Regions from separate parts of the Mus musculus genome. Here region 2 is linked to region 1. Evidence: chromatin contacts called from ENCODE Hi-C or POLR2A ChIA-PET data. All regions are on one chromosome and are shown on one strand. Each heading gives the region's core, a stretch centred on a gene start or an enhancer-like site at or near the end of the contact. The rest is flanking DNA. Distances are from core to core; before and after follow the strand shown.

What was found. Hi-C counts contacts between places; a loop is a spot of excess contacts on that map. ChIA-PET counts read pairs that join two places held with the same protein, here RNA polymerase II (POLR2A).
Region 2: a loop to region 1 is called in a map of Patski, with 1.8 times the contacts of the local background. The contact joins two enhancer-like sites. A Hi-C loop is called at or near these places in 9 of 37 maps with a recorded cell type or tissue (Patski, heart, left cerebral cortex and 1 more). POLR2A ChIA-PET finds 5 or more read pairs at or near these places in 2 of 5 experiments (Patski and embryonic stem cell).

What each region holds. Positions count from the first base shown.
Region 1 is chr14:74,873,899-74,879,455 of GRCm38, reverse strand. All of the region lies in intron 1 of Lrch1 (leucine-rich repeats and calponin homology (CH) domain containing 1), which reads left to right. Among named protein-coding and RNA genes, the nearest start is that of Gm10847, 45 kb to the left of the region's middle. Within about 2 kb of position 2,057, at least 1 of the 3 ENCODE cell types and tissues checked has a DNase peak (open chromatin) inside an H3K27ac peak, as active enhancers do.
Region 2 is chr14:74,913,687-74,919,567 of GRCm38, reverse strand. All of the region lies in intron 1 of Lrch1 (leucine-rich repeats and calponin homology (CH) domain containing 1), which reads left to right. Among named protein-coding and RNA genes, the nearest start is that of Gm10847, 5.5 kb to the left of the region's middle. Within about 2 kb of position 4,337, at least 1 of the 3 ENCODE cell types and tissues checked has a DNase peak (open chromatin) inside an H3K27ac peak, as active enhancers do.

The DNA.
Region 1 (5,557 bases), core at 808-3,307:
TTGGGGTCAACCACTTTAACCATGTTGCTGTGCAGCTACAGAGCCAGTTAAACAGTAGAAGCAGAGTGACAACAGCTGGCTTCATAGAATTTCTCCTGTACAGTATGGAAAGCATAGCTTGATTTATTGGTTGGCCTTTATTTTTTGAGACAGGGTCTTATGCAACCCAGGCTGACCTAGAAATCAGTTTGTAGTCAAGGCTGCCTTTGATCCTCCTGCCTTTACTTCCCAAGGGTTGGGTATTGTAGGTGTATACCACTATGTCTTTAATATACTAAAATATGAGGGACTACTTGATGAAAGGAAAGAGGCTACAAGAAAAAATAGGAAGGGGATGGTGGGATGTTTTCCAGGTGAAAGTGATTGCCATGCAAATAATATAATAATAATAATAATAATAATAATAAATAAAAAAGTTAGAAAGAACGGCTATAAGCTGGTGTTAGCTACAAAATGTGTAGGGCAGTAAGTGCCTAAGGCACGGGCTGCACAGGCTCAGCTGTGACCCTGTAGACTTTGGAGTCACGTGGAGGGTCTGTTCAGCTTCCTAGTACCCATCACTACCAGAAAGAGTCTAATGTTTGGTCATGAGTGCATGACTGTGCCATGGTGGCTTCAGCACTCTGCTGCCCCCAGCCCCTTATGACCACTCCAACTCACCATGGAAATGCCCTGGAGCAGGACATGGGACACAGGACACAGCGTTGCTACAGCTGAAGTTTATAAAGCATCCCCTGGACTAGCCATCTTGAAAGTGTCACAAATCATCTTTCTTTTTTTTTTTTTTAATTTTTGTTCTGAATTTGACAGTGCCTGGGAAATCTCTCTGAACTCTAGGCACCCAGCCCTGTGGGCATGCATCTTGTGCCCCGTGTGCTGAGCAAAAATTAAAAGAACCACATTTATAATGCTGCTAACCAACGGCATGGTTAAGGCCTCTAATTGGCTGGCCGAAGTTGGCAATGCTCCACTCACTGGAGCCCCTTGTAATTAAACTTTGGTTCTGTTTTTAGGACTATCCTCAGCAGAGTAGGACCTAGCATTCGAGCTCAGTGGAGTCTCAGCCTTGGTGAAGGGCAGGCTGTACTGGAACTCATGGACTAAGGAAATGATCCTGTGCCTGTGAGTCCAAGAAGAACATTGACCAATCAGTTATATAGCAAGAGGAGAGCTAAGGCTCCTTTACAGCAGGGCCATCTGGATCCGAGGTGCATCTTTCTTATTTTATAAGACCTGCGAGGTAAGAAGTCAAAGTGCTTACTTGCTCCTGAAGCTCAGAGTTTGGTAAAAGTGCTACCACGAGGCCAGTTCTGATTTCCCTTTTAGTTTCATGTTCATTGAGCCACTGGCCTGGGAACCGGCATGGCTTATGCGATGGGAATGAGACTCCATATTGACGCTTTGCATTCTGGGAGAGGTGCGTTTGACTTTCTCCCTGCTGTGAAATGCAGTTAGGTTGATCCTAGGACAAAGCATGGATCCTAGGCAGCAAAGCATGGATTGACACAGCAACGGCAGAGTGGAAAGCATTTGTCATCTCTTTGTGGTGAGCTCAGACTTCATAGAGCTCTGGTTTTCCCACCCTGTGCTTCTTTTGCAGTTCTACCCTTGTCCCCCTCATACCTTGTACCCCCACTCCCTAGTTCTGCCTGAAGGGAGAATGTCCTCCCCAGATCTGGGACTCACATTTGTCTGAAGGCCACAGGGAGAATCCACGATTGGCCCCTCCTTCCTCCTTCCTCCCTCCTCCCTCCTCCCTCCTCCCTCCTCCCTCCTCCCTCTGAACTCTATTTAGACTTACAGGAAAAGATTTGTGGCTTTTTGCAAGCTTTCAACTCTGAGGTATTTTGGAAAACTGTAATTTTGTTTGTTCCCTGCTGTATGCTGTGGCTTCTTCAGATACGAGTGTGATTATTTTCTGCATCCTTTCCATAGCAAACATTTCTCCCTTGACTCCAGGCTCCAAAAGTAGGCTCTGGAATGCATCCGTCCCACAGACCCTGCTCCTTGGCAGTGGCTGTCTCCACAGTCAACAAGCTGGCTGCTCTGCTTGGGCTGCCTCTCCAGGTGCCTCTTGGTCTTGCTCGGGCACTTGGCCTCCACATGCTCGGCAGTCAGACGTGCCCAGTGTGTGGCAGATTCCCTGGAAGCCATGAATTACTGCTGAGTTATTATGAAACTTAATTTGATGATAATGAGGTAGTTCTGGGTAATAGCACTTTGGGTGGATTTTACCCATAAATCAGTAATTTGTGGGAGACCATTAGCGAGTGGCAGGGATTCTCATGGTGGACTGTTGGATTACTGGGTTTGGATCCTAGAGTTTTCACACACCCCCTGCACCCCTAGGAATTTTATAGTTTCTAAACTGCTAAAATTTTAGTCTGCTTGGAATTTATTTTGGTATAAGAAACCGATTTTGGATCTAGCTATTCTTTTCAAGCATTTAAAAAAAATGTGTGTTAGAATATACATGACATTAAATATAGCACTTTAAGCATTTGTGGCTATGTGTAGTGTATATGTGATGGATATGTGCATATGTGAGCACATGTGTGTGTAGAAGTTAGGGGTTGGCACTGTTTTCCTCAGCCCTTTATTTTATTTTGTTTTATTTTATTTTATTTTATTTTGAGATAGGATGGCTCACTGAACCTGGAGTTCACTGCTTACTGAGACTAGCTGGAGACCTGCCTATTTCTGCATCCCCTGCTCTGGGATTTCAGGCATCTACCATGGTGCCAGCTTCCCCTTGAGTATTGGCTATTCCATTTGGAGTCCTCATGCTGACTATACAGCGCTTTACAGGCTGAGCTATCTTTCCATCCCCCACTTTACACATTTTTATTTATGTGTAGAGTTCGATGGCGTTCAGTACATTTATAACTTTTTGACCTTTAAGCTGTGCCCTAGAAGCCAAGTTATTTTAACATTCCATGTCCCACTTTCCTTTTTGTAAGTAAGGGGAAACACCCTACTAAGTTTTTCTTAGTGGAGGTTGACCTTGAACTCACCATCTTCCCGTCTTTGCTGTGTGAGTACTGGGATTGCAGGAGTGTGCCAATGAGCCTGGCAAGGTTGTCTGTAAATGAGATTGAGAATTAGGAAAGCTTTTTTGTTCATCAGGCTGTGCGGTGAGTGCTCAGCAATGGTGGGGGCTAAAAAGGCTCACAGGGACAGCCAGGGCTGCTCAGAGGAACCCTATCTTAAAAAAAAAAATCAACCAATCAATCAAAAACAAATGAACAAGCAAACAAACAAGCAAGGCTCGCAGGGACAGTCAGGGCTACTCAGATGTTCACATGGAAGCCAAGGCTACTCAGAAAAACCCTGTCTTAAAAAATCCAACCAACCAACCAAGAAACTGACCAACGAACCAAGAAACCAACCAACCAACCAACCAATCAACCAACGGACCAAACAAGGTGGCTTACACTACAAGCAGGCTACTTAAGATGCATTTGAGTCTTGTGTCTCAAGCATGCCCTGTATAACACTAACACGCACACGCACACACACTCACACACACACACACACACACACACACACACACACACACACACACACACGGAATAATTACTTTCCATTCCTTTGCTGTGAAGACAGAATTCTCATTGCAAAGCTCAGATAATTTTGCATCATTTTTGTGTGACTTGAGCATAGTGTTAATACTGTGATTTGGATTTCAGGAGAGAAGGTTTTTTTAAAAACAGATTTAGATGATACAGGATTCATAATAAAAAGATAAAGTCTCTTAATATCCATATATAAAACAATGCAGTGGACTGGAAAGGGGGAGGCCTTCTGAATATATTTTGCTCTTTTCAGAGTCTTAAAGGAAATTTCTTTTCTTAAGATGTTGTAATAGTTATTTGTTACTTAGAAGGAACTCAAGATGAAGAAATGGTATGTGCTCAAAGTGAGAAAAAAGGTAAACCATGGGCGAACAGTAAGCATTCGCTTATATTTAAATCTTTTGGAAAATTTATGTGTGAACCTAATACGTCAGTTAATTATAGCACTTTGAATTATAGCCCCGAGAAGCCAAGCCTCGTGTCAGGGGGGAAATCACGTGAGTTCGTTTGTACTTTATAGTGAGCAGCCTTCTTGTTCTTTGCTTCAGCAAGAGACACCCAAATTCATTTGCAAAGAGGCGATAGGAATTGTTCGAATCAACTCTTGCTAGCTTTAAAATTCATGTTCTTATAATACTGTATTCAGTCACCACCACAAACATGCCTTTCTTAGCCACACTGTCTTAGCTAAATGTGAACTTTGAAAATGGGAAAATCAGGCACTTTTTTAGACAGTTTACTCTTTGTTTCATAGTTTGGGGCTTTTAAAAAAAAAAAAAAAACAAAAAAAAAAAAAAACAAAACGTTGCCAAGGGGAAAATCTCATGGAAGGAGCCTAGCTTTTACGTTGGCCTGGTGTTTTGGTCGACGATCCTGGTGTTTTGTTGTTTTGCGGAATTGGTAGTAACCTTAAGTTTAATTGAACAAACTCTTACTTCTAAAGCATAGATCATACTTCTTTTCTAAAAGTAAGTGAAGAATGTCTAATTAAATTTCATCACTCAGATACATGTGCTGGGTCAGGGACTCAGGGTATTGGGGTAACAGTGTTGTCATTATTGCATTAAGGGATACCTGTGCAGAGCATGCTGAGGTAGGGATCACACTGGGCCTGGGGGCAGAAGGTATGCATTTCACAATCTTGCACTTTCTCTTGCTTTGAACAGTTGTGACAGAGAAAGGTGTCGGCCTCATGGTGTAGAGGCTGCTGGTAGGCTCCTTCCTTGTCACATGTTCTTGGGGCACCATGACACTCCTTATCCTTATACTGATGTCTTCCTAGCCCACATTGTGCCAATACACTTCCTGTGGATGGACCTTAAGTCCCAAGTCAAGTGGAAAAAACAGGCCCTCTACTTGGCTACCCAATGATGCTCTTAAGTCAGTTTAGTAGAAACAAGTGTCATGGTGACACCTCTCCCACCGTCACCCCCTAATTTAAAAAAAAAATTTCTCCTGTATTTCTTTTAGCAAGTGGTACACCTGTGGGCACCGTCCTGCGCAGGCTGGAAGCCTGAGATACACTGCAGATTAGACTGATGGCTAAGCTCTGTTAACGCTGCTGCTTCACCGATGGCTCTCTTGTCTGTCGTTTCATCCGTTTCCACATTGCTCCTTCCCCTGATTCTCCTCAAGGATGTATATAGATGTTCCCCTGTGCATCCCTGATGAATATCTTAGGTCTCGGGGGGGGGGGGGGGGGTAGTAATGCTTTCTCAGAGAGCTACCCGTCCTTCCATTCTGCACCCTGGCTGTGCCTGTGATCCAAGAAGGAGTACTCCGCTTGCCCTGGCAGGCTCCCAGGTACTTGTCCAGAGACTCATCCACACACAGGTCCATGTTTCTTGGAAACCTTCCTCAACCTTTGTCAACCAAGCAGGATTTTTACCATGTTTAGAAATGTCCCTCTAACTCTCTGTACTTTCTCTTTTGTTTGACTGTCTGCCTTCTCCATCAGTCTGAGTGTTACTATAGGTTATAAA
Region 2 (5,881 bases), core at 3,088-5,587, 38 kb before region 1:
ATGCGAGCCACCACATCAAGTTGACCCTTAGCTTTCACATGCCAGACTAGTCAAAATCCACAAGGACTGATGAACACTGTTTTATAAAATGCTGCTTGTGAAAAAAACAAACAAACAAAAAAAGGACCTTCTGGAGCTGGACCGTGTGCACAGCATGGATGGCATCTGTGCTGTGGTTGGGAAGGATCACGGCAGTGCAGTTTGGTGTGTTTGCTATAGAAGTTCCTCTCTCAGAGTGCTCCCGTGGGAACCGAGCAAGCAGAGAGCTGGGCATTTTCACGTGTTTCACTACTGAAAAGTAAAGAGGGGAACTCCTAGTGACATGGAGACATAATTCCAGGCGGATTTCTGAGTTCGAGGTCAACCTGGTCTACAGAGTGAGTTCCAGGACAGCCAGGGCTATACAGAAACCCTGTCTTGAAAAACCAAAACAAACAAACAAACAAACAAACCAACGAGACGTAATTCCTTAAGGGAAGCACAGCTTCTCAGATGGTTGGGAACTTTTTCAGCTTAGCACAGGGGCAGGCATCTGTGTGTCACCACTCGGGTGCTTAGAGTTTCTGTGACCTGTCTTAGAACGCTTGGAACCTACCTGTGAGGAGAGGAGCAGCTGACACTCATGCTGCTGTCACACGTGAAGATGCCATGGGTCTTTCCATGGCTGGGACAGAAATGAGCATGACGCAAAATCCTGGCCTTGAATATGCCTCACCTACTGGTGTGTTGTTAATCTGAGTCATTGCTACTTTGGGCTGCAGCTCTATCTCCCGTTCACTTTTAATCATTTTTTTGGTCCTGTCCCTATAGATGTCTGCTTTTAGACCCACCCTGCTGTGTAAAGTCCCAGCTCTAAGCCTTGTGGGCCAGTGTTGTGTGGGAGGATACTGGGGCAGGGGTGGGGGGTGGAGAGGAATCAGCACTTCAGAATTTACTTTCACTTTTTATCTTGAGTTCTACTGCCTTAAAAGCCTCACATTTTTTCTTCATGGGCTTTGGATGTGGACAAGGGATCTATTTCTAGTCAGTCTATTTCTAATGCTATCATAGATGATATTACATAAATGTAGGTAGAAAGAGAGTGAGGAGGAAAGGATAGCAAGCAGAGGACATGTGGCCATTGGCTACAGCCAAGTGACAGTTCTGATGACCACTGTCACCAGGTGGTTTGGGGAGTGCTAGGGTTCTGTGACCTGTCTCAGAACATTTGGAACCTACCTGTGAGGAGTGGAGCAGCCGACCCTCACTCTGCGGTCATGGTCACACGTGAGAATGCCACAGGTCCCCGGAACGTTGTATTTGTTCCTGGGAAAGTGTCACATAACAGGCCATAACTGCCAGTCACTTGTAATTGTCAGCCATTGACATAATTGAATAGCTCATTTAGTGGATCTGTAGAGCTCACTTCTTCATTGAGGACCACGACTGAGCTGTAACTGGCTGTGTTGGGCTTGGGTTGGGGTTCTGGGATGATGGGCTGCATTTTGTTGGCATGGGCAGCTTTTCTGGATCTTTCCAAGCAGAGAAGAATATTAGGCATTTTGGACAGAGATGGCGGTTTCATCCAGGATTTTATGAGAAAGCCTTAGCTTTTGTAGCAAAGTCAGTGATTCCCACCAGGTCTCAGTTTCGTTATGAAAAGGGAACTGGCCATTAAATGGCTACTGCCTCAGACTCAGAGATACTGTGATTTGCTGAAGCTCAAATAGCACCTGACAGATGCGAAGAGGCTCAGTAAGTCTAGGCCTCCTTTTATCTCTCCAAGATTCTTGGTTTGTAATGACCACATTCCAGGGATACTGCTTGTTCAAGGAAATGTCTCCTGTCCCCATTACTCTGATTTCAGAGACTAGAGAGTTGTGGCCCCCAGTGTCACCTCTGTTCCCGACCCTGTGTTTTTTTCTGACCCTGGCCCTGGGGTTTTTCAGAACCCTAGAAAGAGGTGCCAGACCTCTAACTCTTCCTGTGGTCCCAGGCAGGCTGCACTCCAAATACATGCATAACACTGATGCTGATGGAAAGGATGCCAGGTGAACCTTGAGGCTGGAGCTTCGGTGATGATGAGCCAAGGCAGTTTAGACAGCATTTCCGGATGTTTCTGAAAGGTTTGACGTAAGCCACAGGCATTTTTAGAAGTATCAGAGGAGAGGTAATGAAGATGCTAAGGCATACATACATGGTGACTTGCCTGAGCGGATGATGGGTTTAAACTGGCAGATGAATCTCTCAGGACACTCGTGACAAGTATGATTACTTAGGGATTAGAAGGAAAAAAAATATCCAAAGTAGTTTGTTCTCGTGTTATGGTACAGTTTTAGAGATTAAACACCATTTGTTTTCTGGTGAAAAGTTGAAAAATGTGTCTGTCTTATTGTTAAAACGGGGGTGTTATGGACTAGCAATGAGAATCTTAGGATTGTAAATGAGTTCTTTACTCTAGCTAGCTCATGTAAAAGACACAGAGACCTGGTATTTTATTAACAAGCTGTAAGCCTAGATTGGGAAGGCTCTGAGCTATTTTAACTTACATCTCAACCGTATGCCCCTTGCTACTTGTTTGAGTCTCTCCTGGGCTGACTTCTTCATCTTCTCTCTTCTTCTTTCCCTTCCTGGTGTTAAGTCCCTCCCTATTCTCTCTTCTGCCCAGCCATTGGCTAAATTAGAGAATAAATGGGGAGCAATGTTTACACAAACTTGAAACAGGAGATACTTGGAGTAAGCATTACAGTGTGTCCAGATTGCAACTAGATGGGTGGGCGGGCAGAGAAATCAGCGTTTGAATAATACAAGGATAGTCTTTAAACAGTTCACAAAAACATTATGCCCACATAGAACAGGTTCAGGTGAATTTAAGTGAAGATATGACCGCTCTTAGGTATGGTTGAAGAGGTTTATTGTAGATAGAGGGAGAACATAGCCAGGGGCATCTGGAAGAGTGCAGACTGAACATGGCAAACAGAATGGACTGGGCTGTGGGAGTCAGGGAGTGAGGGAGGAAGACAGAGAGCAAGAGAAGAGGAAGATAGGAAGATAAGAAGACAGGAAGAGGAGAGGAAGACAGAGAGGAAGAGAAGAGAAAGACAGAGGAGAAGAGATGGAGAGAGCACATGGAAACCAAGCAAACCAAGAGAGTGCAGCCAAAATGGTTGGGGCAGTCAAGCTGGGGGGTAGTGGGAGGGGTGAGGAGAGCTGGTCAGGGGGTGGGGTGAGGTTGGGGGTGTGGTTGTGGGGAGGGCACAGGTACTGAGTGAGACTGACCCAGGGACCTGACTTCAGGGAGCCATAGCCTACTGGCCCTTGTACACGGCGTGTGAGCCCCATCTCTTTGTTCTCTCCTCCCGGCTGCTCACATTAATTACTCTTAGGGTTTCCATTTCATTTTGCTATGCCAGGGTCATTACGGGATGGCGGGACTGTGGCCACTAGCATTATGGCGACCTTTAAATAGGATTTAATGTGAGAAAATCGGAGGAATGTGCAGATCCGAGGCCCCATTTCTCCCCATGAGCCTGATAGTTGTAAATGCAGTTATTTGATCTCTTCTGAGTGACTTATTTTGTAGTCATTTGTATTTACAGCACGCTGCTTGCCCAAGTGTGAAAACCAGAGCCATAGAGTTTCGGTATTATCTGAAGTCATAAAATACCTTTTATGTACACAGTAAATCTGGGAGAGATTATAGTAGAAAACCCCTACAGACCAAGCACACTGAAAGTGGTGGCAATTTTCAGAGATAAATAAGTTACTTATAATTCTGATTAAAGTCTCTGCCAGTTACATGTTAAGTAACCCTCAACTCTGCTCTTTTCCTTGTTTCTTTTCCTGGTAGATGTGCCTGCTCTAGGATGGTTAGAGCCTTAGCCAGTTTCCTCTACCCTGGCTCTTGACCCATAAACCCCACCAGTTAGATTCACAATTACTATTGTCCTATGTGTGCTGTGTCTGCGTGTTTGGTATATTTGGTTGTGGATATGTACATACATAGATGCATGCATACAAATGCATGTATGCGTCTATATGTGTGTATATATGTCTATGTGTATTATATATATGCATGCATGTATATGCTTGTATGCATATATGCATACACACACACACACACACACACACAATTTGAGGTAACTGGGGTGATCAGATTCCTTCCCCTTGCTATTCTGTGTTTTTCCTTCCTGCAGGTTGTAGCAAGACTAGACTCAGTAAACAGAGGCATTCTCTTACAGAAAAAGCAGTGACATTTCAAAACACAAACACTGGCAGCGGCTTCCCCGGCTTCCTCGTGTGAGCCACACTCAGCCCACACTCCCACCCCGCAGTTGTCTCCAAGATGTCGCTGGCAGATGCTTGTGTTTTCCTTGAGCTACAGTCCATTCATGCTCAGTGCTGTGATGTGCGTGCTGACTCTGGGATCTCTCTGGCTTCATTCTGGAGACGAGAACGGTTTTCATGTTCCCACCAGGCTGACATTTTTAAGAGCTCAGCCAATTCGAGATGTTGGATTTTACTTTTTCTTGTCTCTCTACTCTGGATGGAATGGAAGTCAGGCAGGCCAGAAGGCTGGATGGCATTGTTCCGCCAGTCTCCCAGACAGGTGAGGCAGAGGGATTAAGGAGTAATTGGTGCTCTCTTTGCAGAATGATTTTTGTTCAAACCTGAGCTTCCTCTGAGGACTGGGAAAAGTGAACTGAACTGGTGGTATTCAGTTTATTGAGCAGTGGTTCTGTACACATCTGTTTGGTCTCTCCTGATTTTAAAAGACTAGCTGTTGACCTGGCTGGGCCTGTCCCTAAATCGTTGTCTGTTTCTCCTTTGGCTGTCCTGACCATGAGTATATGTCACTAAGAGTGTTTCCCATAATGGGGCAACCCTTCCCAGGTCTCTTGTCTTACCCAGCAGCCTTGGAGTTGTTGACAGCAAGAATAGTCTTATTTCATTTTAAGAAATCTTTAAAATGGTCCTTATTGTTATTGTGTATGTATACTTGCTTGTGTGCACAGGTGCTCTCATGTGTGTGATCATGTGTGTGTACACATGCTTAGGAGTGTGGGAGGTCAGCCCTGGATATTGTTTATCAGTCTCTGTCTGTGTTTTCTTTTTTTGAGACAGGGTCTCTCACTGGTTGGAAAGAACTGTTTAGGCAAGGTTGGCCAGTTAGGACTCAGAGATCTGCATCTCTGTGTGCTCCCCCCTCCCCTACCCAGAGTGCTGTGATTACAAATTCATGTATCGGGGATTGAACTCGGGCCCTAATGCTTGTGTGGCAAGCCCTTGAGCCTCTGAGCTCTCACCCTACTTCAAGTCTATTATTTTTCCCATAACTTCTTGAAGCCCAAGGCAACTCCACGCCACTGCAAGTAAGTTAATTTATTCCCATTTAGCACTTTCTTCCTAAATTGGGTGAGGAGGAAGATGATTCAGGGCCCCCAGCGAATCTCCCCTGCACTGTGAATAGATGTCTTGTCGAATGCCGGGCAGATCCAGTTGTGGACTGCGTCAGTTTAGCTGCTTCCCCTTGACTGCCGCTTGTCCCCTCCCAGGGACAAGGAGATGATAGTTCTCTTGTGTGTTTGTATTTCCTCTTCTCAGGAGCTGAGGTGTGCCTTCTCTGGTCCCCACCTCCCACTGCCTTGGCATTTCTTATCTTTTGGGGTTCTTTTGTTTCACTTGCCCAGAGCTGGGAATTGCAGTTAAACCAAGTCTCCCCCTGCTTGGCACTCCTGTCCCGTGGCCTTGGAACTCCCAGCAAGGATACTTCTCTGTTTGCCCCACAGCGAAACTTCAGCTTTGCTATAAATGGCAAAGTTACTGAATTGCCTTGGCTCCACGCCAAATGCTGGAAATAATTTGAGAGTATAAAAACATAGCTTTCATATGAAAATATTTA